2 separate regions of the Homo sapiens genome follow, and region 2 is linked to region 1. A link is an interaction called in ENCODE POLR2A ChIA-PET data of the cell type or tissue named here. Cell type or tissue: MCF 10A. All regions are shown on one strand.

Region 1 (5,000 bases):
GAAGCCCCAGCTCCATGGGCTTTCTCTTCTTCCACCGGGAGGGCACAGCCAGGTCCTGAGATGCAATGCTGAGGGCCCTGCCTCGGCTGGGGACCCAGCTGGCTCTTGTCATCGGCCTTGAGACCCATTGTTCTCTCCTTCCCTGCACCCTGAGGTCCAGTTCTGTGTTCATGGAACACGAGCTGGTGCTGGACGGGGCTGTGGTGAGTGCCAGCTTCGATGACAGCGTGGACATGGGCGTCGTGGGCACCACGGCGGGCACGCTGTGGTTTGTCAGCTGGGCCGAGGGCACCAGCACACGTCTCATCAGTGGCCACAGGAGCAAGGTGAGGGACTTCCAGCCTGGGCAGAGGCGGGGCAGCCGAACCTGGTGCCCTCCCTGCCTGCCGGCTCCATCTCCACCAGCCCAGATGATTCCAAGTCCTGCCGTCACTGGCTCGCAGCGGCCGCCTTGGGGTTCCCAGCGGGGAAGTCTTGGGTGTGCACGTCCCCTCAAAGCCGTCCCGGTTGTGTCTGCACAAGCGAGCCGCCTGGCAGGCCTTGCAGGTCTTCTCAAACTGTCCTTTCCCTGCTATTGCTTTGCGTTTTTTTGTTTGTTTGTTTTTTGTTTTTTGTAATTGTCAAAGAAATCACATCAGTCCGGGCGTGGTGGTTCATGCCTGTGATCCCAGCACTCTGGGAGGCCAAGGCAGGTGGATCACCTGAGGTCAGGAGTTCGAGACCAGCCTGGTCAACATGGCGAAATCCCATCTCTACTGAAAATACAAAAATTAGCCGGGCCTCTTGATGTATACCTGTAATCCCAGCTACTCTGGAGGCTGAGACAAGAGAATCGCTTGAACCCAGGAGGCAGAGGTTGCAGTGAACCAAGATTGCACCACTGCACTCCAGCCTGGGCGACAGAGACTCCATCTCAAAGGAAAAAAAAAAGATGAAAAACCCCACATCGTCTGTCCCTGCACCTCCCATAGACTGGCTTTGCTGACTCAGTCTCATGGGATTGTTCTCTGAGGCTCAAGAGGTCAGGAGGCCCAGGTAGCTACTGGGTCAAGTTCTGCTCTCTCTGGGTCAGGTCTGTTCAGGTTCTGGTTGGTGTTGGGTCTAGTCCTGTAAGGCCCAGCTCTGGCCTGCAGCCTCCTGGTGCTGGAGCTGCGTCTCCAAGAAGTACACAGCACTCATCTCTCTGGGACCTCCTGGTCTGGAAGCTCTGTGGCCTCATGGGGTTGGGACAGCCACCGTGTCGCCCCCTCACCCGCCAGCTGCAGCCTTAGGAGAGGTGGCCTCCTGGGCGGAATTGGGGCGGCAGGACAGGTGCCATTCCTTCCCCTGCTGGACCAGGTTCCTGGCGTGGCGTTGGTCTAGCAGCTGTGGCCATGGGCTTCCTCCTGTGGGTGTAAGAGCTCTGCGTGTGGTCAGCTGGGCCCCACGGGATTGATTTTTCCTTGATGCTGAGTCCCATCATCCAGTTGCCCCTGGGTTGTTTCTTTAGAAACCTGTCTTTAGTATTTGGAGATGACGATAGCCAGCAAAGAAAGTTGAGTTTGAGACAGGTGAGGGTTGTTTACTTTTCTGGAAGCAGGTTTGCTGAGGTGTAGTCGTCACAGCACAAGCTCCGTGTGTTTCAGGGGGTGGCTTTTGGCATATTCAGCAGCTTTGGAAACCCCGTGCGTGCCTAGAGGAAACCCCGTGCGTGCCTGTTCCTCGGTCGCTCCCTGCTTCCCGCCTCCCCAGCCCCTGGCGACCGTTGAGTGGCTTTCTGTGTCTGGGTCTTCCCATTCAGGATATTCTGTAGGAACTGGCTCACCTGGCTTCTCACCCTGAGCATGGTTTCCAGGGTCATCCCAGCCGCTGTGTGTGCCAAGCCAGTCATCCCTCTTGATGGCCAAATACTGTTCCATTGTACGGATAGATCATGTGTGTGTCCATCCACCAGGGCTGGGAAATTCGGGTCCTGAGACCGTGACCTGAGCCCGTGGTCACTGGTGGCCTTCCTGTGATGTGGAAGTGCGAGGAATTCTGGGCCCCGCCTGTGTGGTTCTGCCTGGGCGGTTCTGCCTGGGCCTGGACTTTGCCGTTTCCTTGTAGGGCCCAGGGCCCTCCCGGGGAGATGGACTGAGCTGTCCTGGTCTGAGTCCCTGCAGTCCCTCATTGCTCAGCTGAACTGAATTTTTTTTTTTTTTTTGAGACGGAGTTTCTTGTCGCCCAGGCTGGAGTGCAGTGGCATGATCTTGGCTCACTGCAAGCTCCGCCTCCCGGGTTCACACCATTCTCCTGTCTCAGCCTCCCAAGTAGCTGGGACTACAGGCACCCGCCACCACGCCCGACTAATTTTTTGTATTTTTAGTAGAGTCGGGGTTTCACCGTGTTAGCCAGGATGGTCTCGAACTCCTGACCCCGTGATCCGCCCACCTTGGCCTCCCAAAGGGCTGGGATTACAGGCATGAGCCACCGCGCCCGGCTGAACTGATTTTTTTTTAATGAAGTGCATCGTGTTCCCACTTGCACTTAAAGTTCACATTTGGTGCCAGGCTGTATTGCTTCTTCTCACTGGTGAGTGGCAGCTGTGTCTCCTTTCTGCCAGTCCAGCAGTCCCAGCTGTCAGTGGCACCTGCATAATGACACGTCTGCATTTCCCCCCAATCAGCGTGCAGCGGTTTTGGGAGGAGGAATGCGACTGCATGGCGCGCTCGCTGCAACCTCAGTCTGCAGCCTGCTAGGGACGCACGGCCACACTCCTGTCTTTCAGCCTCAGTCTGCAGCCTGCTAGGGACGCACGGCCACACTCCTGTCTTTCAGCCTCAGTCTGCAGCCTGCTAGGGACGCACGGCCACACTCCTGTCTTTCAGCCTCAGTCTGTAGCCTGCTAGGGATGCACGGCCACGCTCCTGTCTTTGAGGTGCTGTCAGAACAGCTTTCTCCTCGGTATCCCGCCGGGTTTGACTGGCTAGTGGGCTTGCTTTGGTTTGGACTCACCCAGATCTAGTGCAGGGACACACACGGGGGCCGGCATTGCTCCTTTCCGCCATGTGGAGTTGGCCGGGGCCAGAGGCACATGCTCTGGTTTGGACAGCCCGGCCCTGGGGGCTGGAATAGGAAATGCCTGCGTCCCTTTACCCTGCCCAGGGGCCAACACCCCCAGCCTAGCTACGGCTTCCCCCAGGTGAACGAGGTGGTCTTCAGCCCCGGGGAGTCCCACTGCGCCACATGCAGTGAGGATGGGAGTGTGCGGGTGTGGGCCTTGGCCAGCATGGAGCTTGTGATCCAGTTCCAGGTGCTGAACCAGGTGTGTGGGGAGTGCCCGGGCCGGGGGCGGGATGGGGGCCTGCTCAGTGGGGGGCCTGGCATGGGCGGGGCCGCCTCCTCCCTCTGGCCTGGGTGTGTGTCCTCAGGGCCCCTGTGAGTGCTGAAGTTTCCCCACTGTGGGTCCCCAGAGCTGCCTCTGCCTGGCATGGAGCCCCCCGTGCTGTGGCCGCCCTGAGCAGCAGCGGCTAGCGGCTGGCTACGGTGACGGCTCCCTGCGCATCTTCAGCGTCTCCCGCACGGCCATGGAGCTCAAGATGCACCCCCACCCGGTGGCGCTGACCACTGTTGCCTTCTCCACCGATGGTGAGGAGTTGGGTGTGTTGGGGATGGTGCCGTCCTGACCTGGCCCAGGTCCAGTCTCCGGGCTGGGGGCTCACAGGGTGACGGCATGGTCCCAGGTCAGACTGTCCTCTCTGGAGACAAGGATGGGCTCGTGGCTGTGAGCCACCCCTGCACAGGGACAACCTTCCGTGTGCTGAGTGACCACCAGGGCGCCCCAATCTCTACCATCTGTGTCACGTGCAAAGAGGTAAAGCAGCCCCAAGAGCTGGGGAGAGGGGGCCTGGGTGCTGGTGGGGGCAGGCACCATCTTGGCAGAAGGCACCTGTCGGCCCTCACCCACTCCATTCCCAGTGTGAAGACTTAGGGGTGGAGGGCACAGACCTATGGCTGGCTGCCAGTGGGGACCAGCGGGTCAGCGTCTGGGCCTCCGACTGGCTGCGGAACCACTGTGAGCTTGTGGACTGGTTGAGTTTCCCAATGCCTGCCACCACGGAGGTAAACCATGCTCCTGGCACTGTGGGTGGGGCCGGTACCCATCCACCCCACCGCAGCATGCTGCGCCTTTGCAGACTCAGGGCCACCTGCCACCCTCCCTCGCTGCCTTCTGCCCTTGGGATGGGGCGCTCCTGATGTACGTGGGCCCCGGTGTTTACAAGGAGGTGATCATCTACAACCTCTGCCAGAAGCAGGTACACGCAGCTGCCCGCGTGTCACTGGGAGCCCCAGGGATCCAGGGTGGTGGGTGGGGCCTGGCTGAGCCCTGAGCCCACAGGCCTGGAGCCTCACGCTGGCTGCTCACAGGTGGTGGAGAAGATACCACTGCCCTTTTTTGCCATGTCCCTGAGCCTGTCCCCCGGGACCCACCTCCTGGCTGTTGGCTTTGCTGGTGAGTGCTGGTGGATGCAGTTTGGGCCTGTCTTAGGTGGGGGCCAAGTGGGCTGACTGGTGCCCTGTTCCAAGACAGGTGCCTCACCTGTGCCCCGGGCTCCTCGTCTCTGGGGTGGGGTGAGGACATCTGCCCTAGAGAGGGTCCTGGAGTCAGGAGATGATGAGGCAGGTGAGGAACCAGGCACAGCGCCCAGCACAGGGCCTGAATGCACGGGTGGCAGCGACTTTTAAGGAGGGAACTGGCCCAGCTGCAGGCCGACAGCCTGGCAGTGATGGACCCCCTAGTCCCAGTGGCACGTGGAGGGCACAGCCAGGAGCCCTTTTAGCACCAGCTCCCCCGACCAGCATCATGCCCAGTGGGGACAGTCTGGGTGGGTTGGGGGAGCCCTCTGAGTGCTGCCTGGTCCTGGCCCTGGCCCACCTGCACCGTCTACCCACAGAGTGCATGCTGAGGCTGGTAGACTGTGCCATGGGGACTGCCCAAGACTTTGCCGGCCACGACAACGCAGTGCACCTGTGCAGGTTTA
Region 2 (5,000 bases), 460 kb before region 1:
TCCTGGCAAACACGATGAAGCCCCGTCTCTACTAAAAATACAACAACAACAACAAAAATTAGCCGGGCGTGGTGGCAGGCACCTGTAGTCCCAGCTACTGTGGAGGCTGAGGCAGGAAAATGGTGTGAACCTGGGAGGCGGAGCTTGCAGTAAGCCGAGATTGGGCCACTGCACTCCAGCCTGGGCGACAGAGCGAGACTCCATCTCAAAAAAAAAAAAAAAAAAAAAAAAAAAAGTTTTTAAATGTCTTAGAGTCTTGAAGAAGGAACAGAGGTTTTCTCTGGGCTGGGATGGTACAATGCTACCAGAAAAACCCCATCTTCACCCCGCCCTTCTGAGGTGGCTCATAGGCAAGGAGCCAGGATGTGTGACACTCTGTCTTGACCAACCAGAGATTCTTTCTCATCTCCTAACAGAAGTTATTTCAGAGATACACAACGAGCTGTATGTATTCTGGGAACAGGCTCTGCCATTTTCTTCCCTTAACGACAGGGTCCAAAATAAATCTCCAAGGCTCCTTTGGACTCTGAGCTATCATGTCTCTTGTGTGAATCCAAGTGATGAAATCTGCGTATTTCACTATAAAACTCAAGTTCTTAGAGATCAGAACATAATGTTTTTTGTTTTTTTTTTGAGATGGAGTCTTACTCTATAGCCCAGGCTGGAATGCAATGGCATGATCTCGGCTCACTGCAACCTCTGCCTCCTGGGTTTAAGCAATTCTTCTGCCCCAGCCTCCCGAGTACCTAAGATTACAGGCTCACACCAACACACCTGGCTAATTTTTCGGTAGAGACGGGGTTTCACCATGTTGGTCAGGCTGGTCTCGAACTCCTGACCTCAGGTGATTCGCCCACCTCGGCCTCCCAAAGTGCTGGGATTATAGGCATCAGCCACCACGCCCGGCCAAAACATAAGGTTTTTAAAAATTAAAGAAATGTGAAAACACCCCAAGACTCCTCAGCTTTCTCCAGAAACAGATGAACATACCCTCAACTGATCAAGCTTCTCTCGGATCTGAATGAACCCCAAGTGTAACTTGCCACCGAAGTGGTCTGCCAGGCGACGGTCATTGTCATGGAGACCAAGGTAGGCTGAACAGACCTCGCAGACACGCAGCTTTTGCTGCTGAAAACTGGATGCAGGCATGGAATTTCTGTATTCTTCCTGAAGAAGGAAAATGGAGAAATAAAAGTGAGGTATATAGAACTGCCACCACAAATTCAATCTCCAAAATGAAAATATTTGATAAGATGACAGAGGTGACTTTTAAACAAATATTAAAAAAACACAAACAAAACTTCAGATATTTATAACCAACTCAATTTTCACTGTTTATTTAAGAAACGCGGCCAGGCACGGTCCCAGCACTTTGTGAGGCCAGGTGGGCGGACCATGTGGTCAAGAGATCAAGACCAGGCCAGGCGCGGTGGCTCACGCCTGTAATCCCAGCACTTTGGGAGGCTGAGGCTGGCGGATCACCTGAGGTCCGGAGTTCAAGATCAGCCTGACCAACATGGAGAAACCCCATCTCTATTAAAAATACAAAAGTAGCCGGGTGTGGTGGCGCATGCCTGTAATCCCAGCTATTCTGGAGGCTGAGGCAGGAGAATGGCTTGAACTCGGGAGGCGGAGGTTGCTGTTGAGCTGAGATCGCACAGGCAACAAGAGCAAAACCCTGTCTCAAAAAAAAAAAAAAAAAAAAAAAGAGAGATCGAGACCATCCTGGCCAACTTTGTGAAACCCCGTCTCTACTAAAAATACAAAAATCAGCTGGGTGTGGTGGCACATGCCTGTAGTCCCAGCTACTCAGGAGGCTGAGGCAGGAGAATCACTTGAACCTGGGAAGCGGAGGTTGCAGTGAGCCAAAACCGTGCCACTGCATTCCAGCCTGGCAACAGAGCGAGACTCCATCTTAAAAAAAAAAGGTACTAACAGGCTGGGCTCAGTGGCTCACGCCTGTAATCCCAGCATTCCGAGGCCAAGGCAGACAGATCACTTGAGGCCAGGAGTTCAAGACGAGCCTGGCAACATAGCAAAACCCTGTCTCTACTAAAAATACAAAAATTGGCCGGGCGCGGTGGCTCACGCCTGTAATCCCAGCACTTTGGGAGGCTGAGGCAGGCGAATCATGGGGTCAGGAGATCACGACCATCCTGGCTAACACGGTGAAACCCCGTCTCTACTAAAAAAACAGAAAAAATTAGCTGGGCGTGGTGGCGGGCGCCTGTAGTCCCAGCTACTCAGGAGGCTGAGGCAGGAGAATGGCGTGAACCCGGCAGGCGGAGCTTGTAGTGAGCCAAGATCATGCCACTGGGCGAAAGAGCGAGACTCCGTCTCAAAAGAAAAAAAAAAAAAAAAAGCCAGATGGTGGCAGGCATCTGTAATTCCAGCTACTGGAGAGGCTGAGGCACAAATTGTTTAAGCCCAGGAGGTGGAGGTTGCAGTGAGCTGAGATCACACCACTGCATTCCAACCTGGAGGACAGAGGAAAACTCCAAAAAGGAAAAAAAAAAAATTGTATTCCAGGCCTGGTGTAGTGACTCACACCTATAATCTCAGCACTTTAGGAGAGTGAAGCAAGAAGATCACTTGGCCCCAGGAGATTGAGATCACCCTGAGCAACACAGCAAGACTCAGTCTCTAAAAATAAGAAAATAATTAGCCCGCTGTGGTGGCACGTGCCTATAGTCCCACCTACTCAAGAGACTGATTCGAGAGGACTGCTTGAGCCCAGGAGGTTGAAGGGGCAGTGACCTGTGACTGCGCCACTGTACTTCAGCCTGGGTGACCCTGGCTGACAGCAGGACCCTCTAATATTAAAAAAAATAGGCTGGGCACAGTGGCTAACACCTGCAATCCCAGCACTTTGGGAGGCCAAGGCAGGTGGATCACAAGGTCAGGAGTCCGAGAAGGTGAAACCCCGTCTCTATTAAAAATACAAAAAAATTAGCTGGGCACGGTGGCTGGCACCTGTAATCCCAGCTACTCGGGAGGCTGAGTCTGAGAATTACTTGAACCCGGGAGTCAGAGGATGCAGTGAGCCGAGATCGCACCACAGCAATCCAGCCTGGGCGACAGAGCGAGACTCTGTCTGAGAAAAAAAAAAAAAAAAAAGTAGACAAGGAACTAGCAAGAACTTGAATTTCCATTATAGTATGCTACATAACTAAAAAAAAAAAAAAAAAAAAAAAACTTAAGCAAAAACAATATTGTGGTACACAAATATTCATAACATTACTCTGTCCCCTTCTATAGTTTTGAAACCTTAAATGCCACCTTCTAACATCTTTCAAAATAAACTCTGATTATGTTGAGTAAAAAAAGTCAGTCCCAAAAGGTTACCTACTGTATGATTCCATTTACATAACTTTTTTTTTTTTTTTGAGACGGAGTCTCGCTCTGTCGCCCAGCCTGGAATGCAGTGGCACGATCTCAGCTCACTACAAGCTCTGCCTCCCGGGTCCACACCATTCACCTGCCTCAGCCTCCTGAGTAGCTGGGACTACAAGCGCACGCCGCCACGCCCGGCCAATTTTTTGTATTTTTAGTAGAGACGGAGTATCACCATGTTAGCCAGGATGGTCTCGATCTCCTGACCTCGTGATCCACCCGCCTCAGCCTCCCAAAGTGATGGGATTACAGGCGTGAGCCACCGCACCAGGCTTTTTTTTTTTTTTTTTTTTTTTTGAGAGAGAGTCTTGCTCTGTCACCCATATTGGAGTGCAATGGCACGATCTCTGTTCGCTGCAACCTCCGCCTTCTGGGTTCAAGCGATTCTCCTACTTCAGCCTCCCAAGTAGCTGGGATTACAGGTGCCCGCCACCACACCTGGCTAATTTTTATACTTTTAGTAGAAATGGGGTTTCACCAAGTTGGCCAGGCTGGTCTCGAACTCCTGACCTCAGGTGATGCACCTACCTTGGCCTCCCAAAGTGCTGGGATTACAGGCATGAGCAACCGTGCCCGGCCATATTTTTAATTTCTTTGTAAAGATGGGGTATCCCTATGTTGCCCAGGCTGGTCTCAAACTCCTGGACTCAAGCAATCCTCCTGCCTCGACCTTCCAAAGTGTTGAGATTACAGGCATGAGCCACCATACCCACCCTCCATAAGCTTTTACGCTGGGCAGAAGGCAGCAAAAGGGGAGTCAGCATATCACATGGCAAAAGAAGGAGTGAGACAGAGAGAAGGACCTAGGCTCCTTTAAACAATCAGCTCTGAGGTGAACTCACTATCCCAGGGAGGGCACCAAGCCATTGATGAGTGAACCACCCCCATGACCCAAACACCTCCCACTAGACCCCACCTCCAACATTGGAGGTCACATTTCAACATGAGATTTGGACGTGCCACACATCCAAACCGTATCAAGTGTTATTTTTTATCTTTTATACTGTATTTTTACTGTACCTTTTCTATGTTTACGTACACAAATATTTAGGGGCCCACTGTGTTGCAACTGCCTATAGTATTCAGCACAGTAACATGCTGTACAGGTGTGGAGCCTAGGAGCAATGGGCTCTACCATACAGCCCACATGGCTATACCACCCAGGTTTGTTAAGCACACTCTATAATGTTCTCACAATGATGAACCATGGAACGCACTTCTCAGAATATTTAATCCTTGTCATTAAGAAAGATATGACTGTACTAATATCAGAAATGAAAGACAGGACATCATTACGGATCCACCCACTTTAAAGGAATAATACAAACAACTCTTAAAAACAACAACTCCATGCCCACAAAAGCGATAAACTAGATGAAATGGACCGATCCCTTCAAAGACAGCCAGGAGCAGTGGCTCACGCCTGTAATCCCAGCACTGTGGGAGGCTGAGGCAGGTGGATCACTTGAGGTCAGGAGTTTGAGACCAGCCTGACCGACATGGTGAAACCCCGTCTTCTCTACTAAAAATACAAAAATTAGCTGGGCATGGTGGCAGGCACCTGTAATCTCAGCTGCTCAGGAGGCTGAGGCAGGATAATCAGTTGA

What was found. Peaks named below come from ENCODE experiments on the same cell type or tissue, not always from the same donor. Only the 100,000 strongest peaks of a DNase experiment are listed, where the experiment ranks them.
Region 2: POLR2A ChIA-PET joins it to region 1 with 5 read pairs; 2 of 35 experiments call an interaction of 5 or more read pairs at or near these places.

What each region holds. Positions count from the first base shown.
Region 1 is chr16:662,519-667,518 of GRCh38, forward strand. It overlaps WDR90 (WD repeat domain 90), which reads left to right. Exons shown (of 41, transcript NM_145294.5): 34 at 161-326; 35 at 3,161-3,283; 36 at 3,432-3,606; 37 at 3,702-3,832; 38 at 3,937-4,080; 39 at 4,155-4,274; 40 at 4,387-4,471; 41 at 4,914-5,000. Among named protein-coding and RNA genes, the nearest start is that of RHOT2, 3.1 kb to the right of the region's middle. In MCF 10A, no CTCF peak of the experiment used is centred here; no DNase peak of the experiment used is centred here.
Region 2 is chr16:198,072-203,071 of GRCh38, forward strand. It overlaps LUC7L (LUC7 like), which reads right to left. Exons shown (of 10, transcript NM_201412.3): 6 at 991-1,167. Among named protein-coding and RNA genes, the nearest start is that of HBQ1, 20 kb to the left of the region's middle. In MCF 10A, no CTCF peak of the experiment used is centred here; a DNase peak (open chromatin) is centred at 2,570.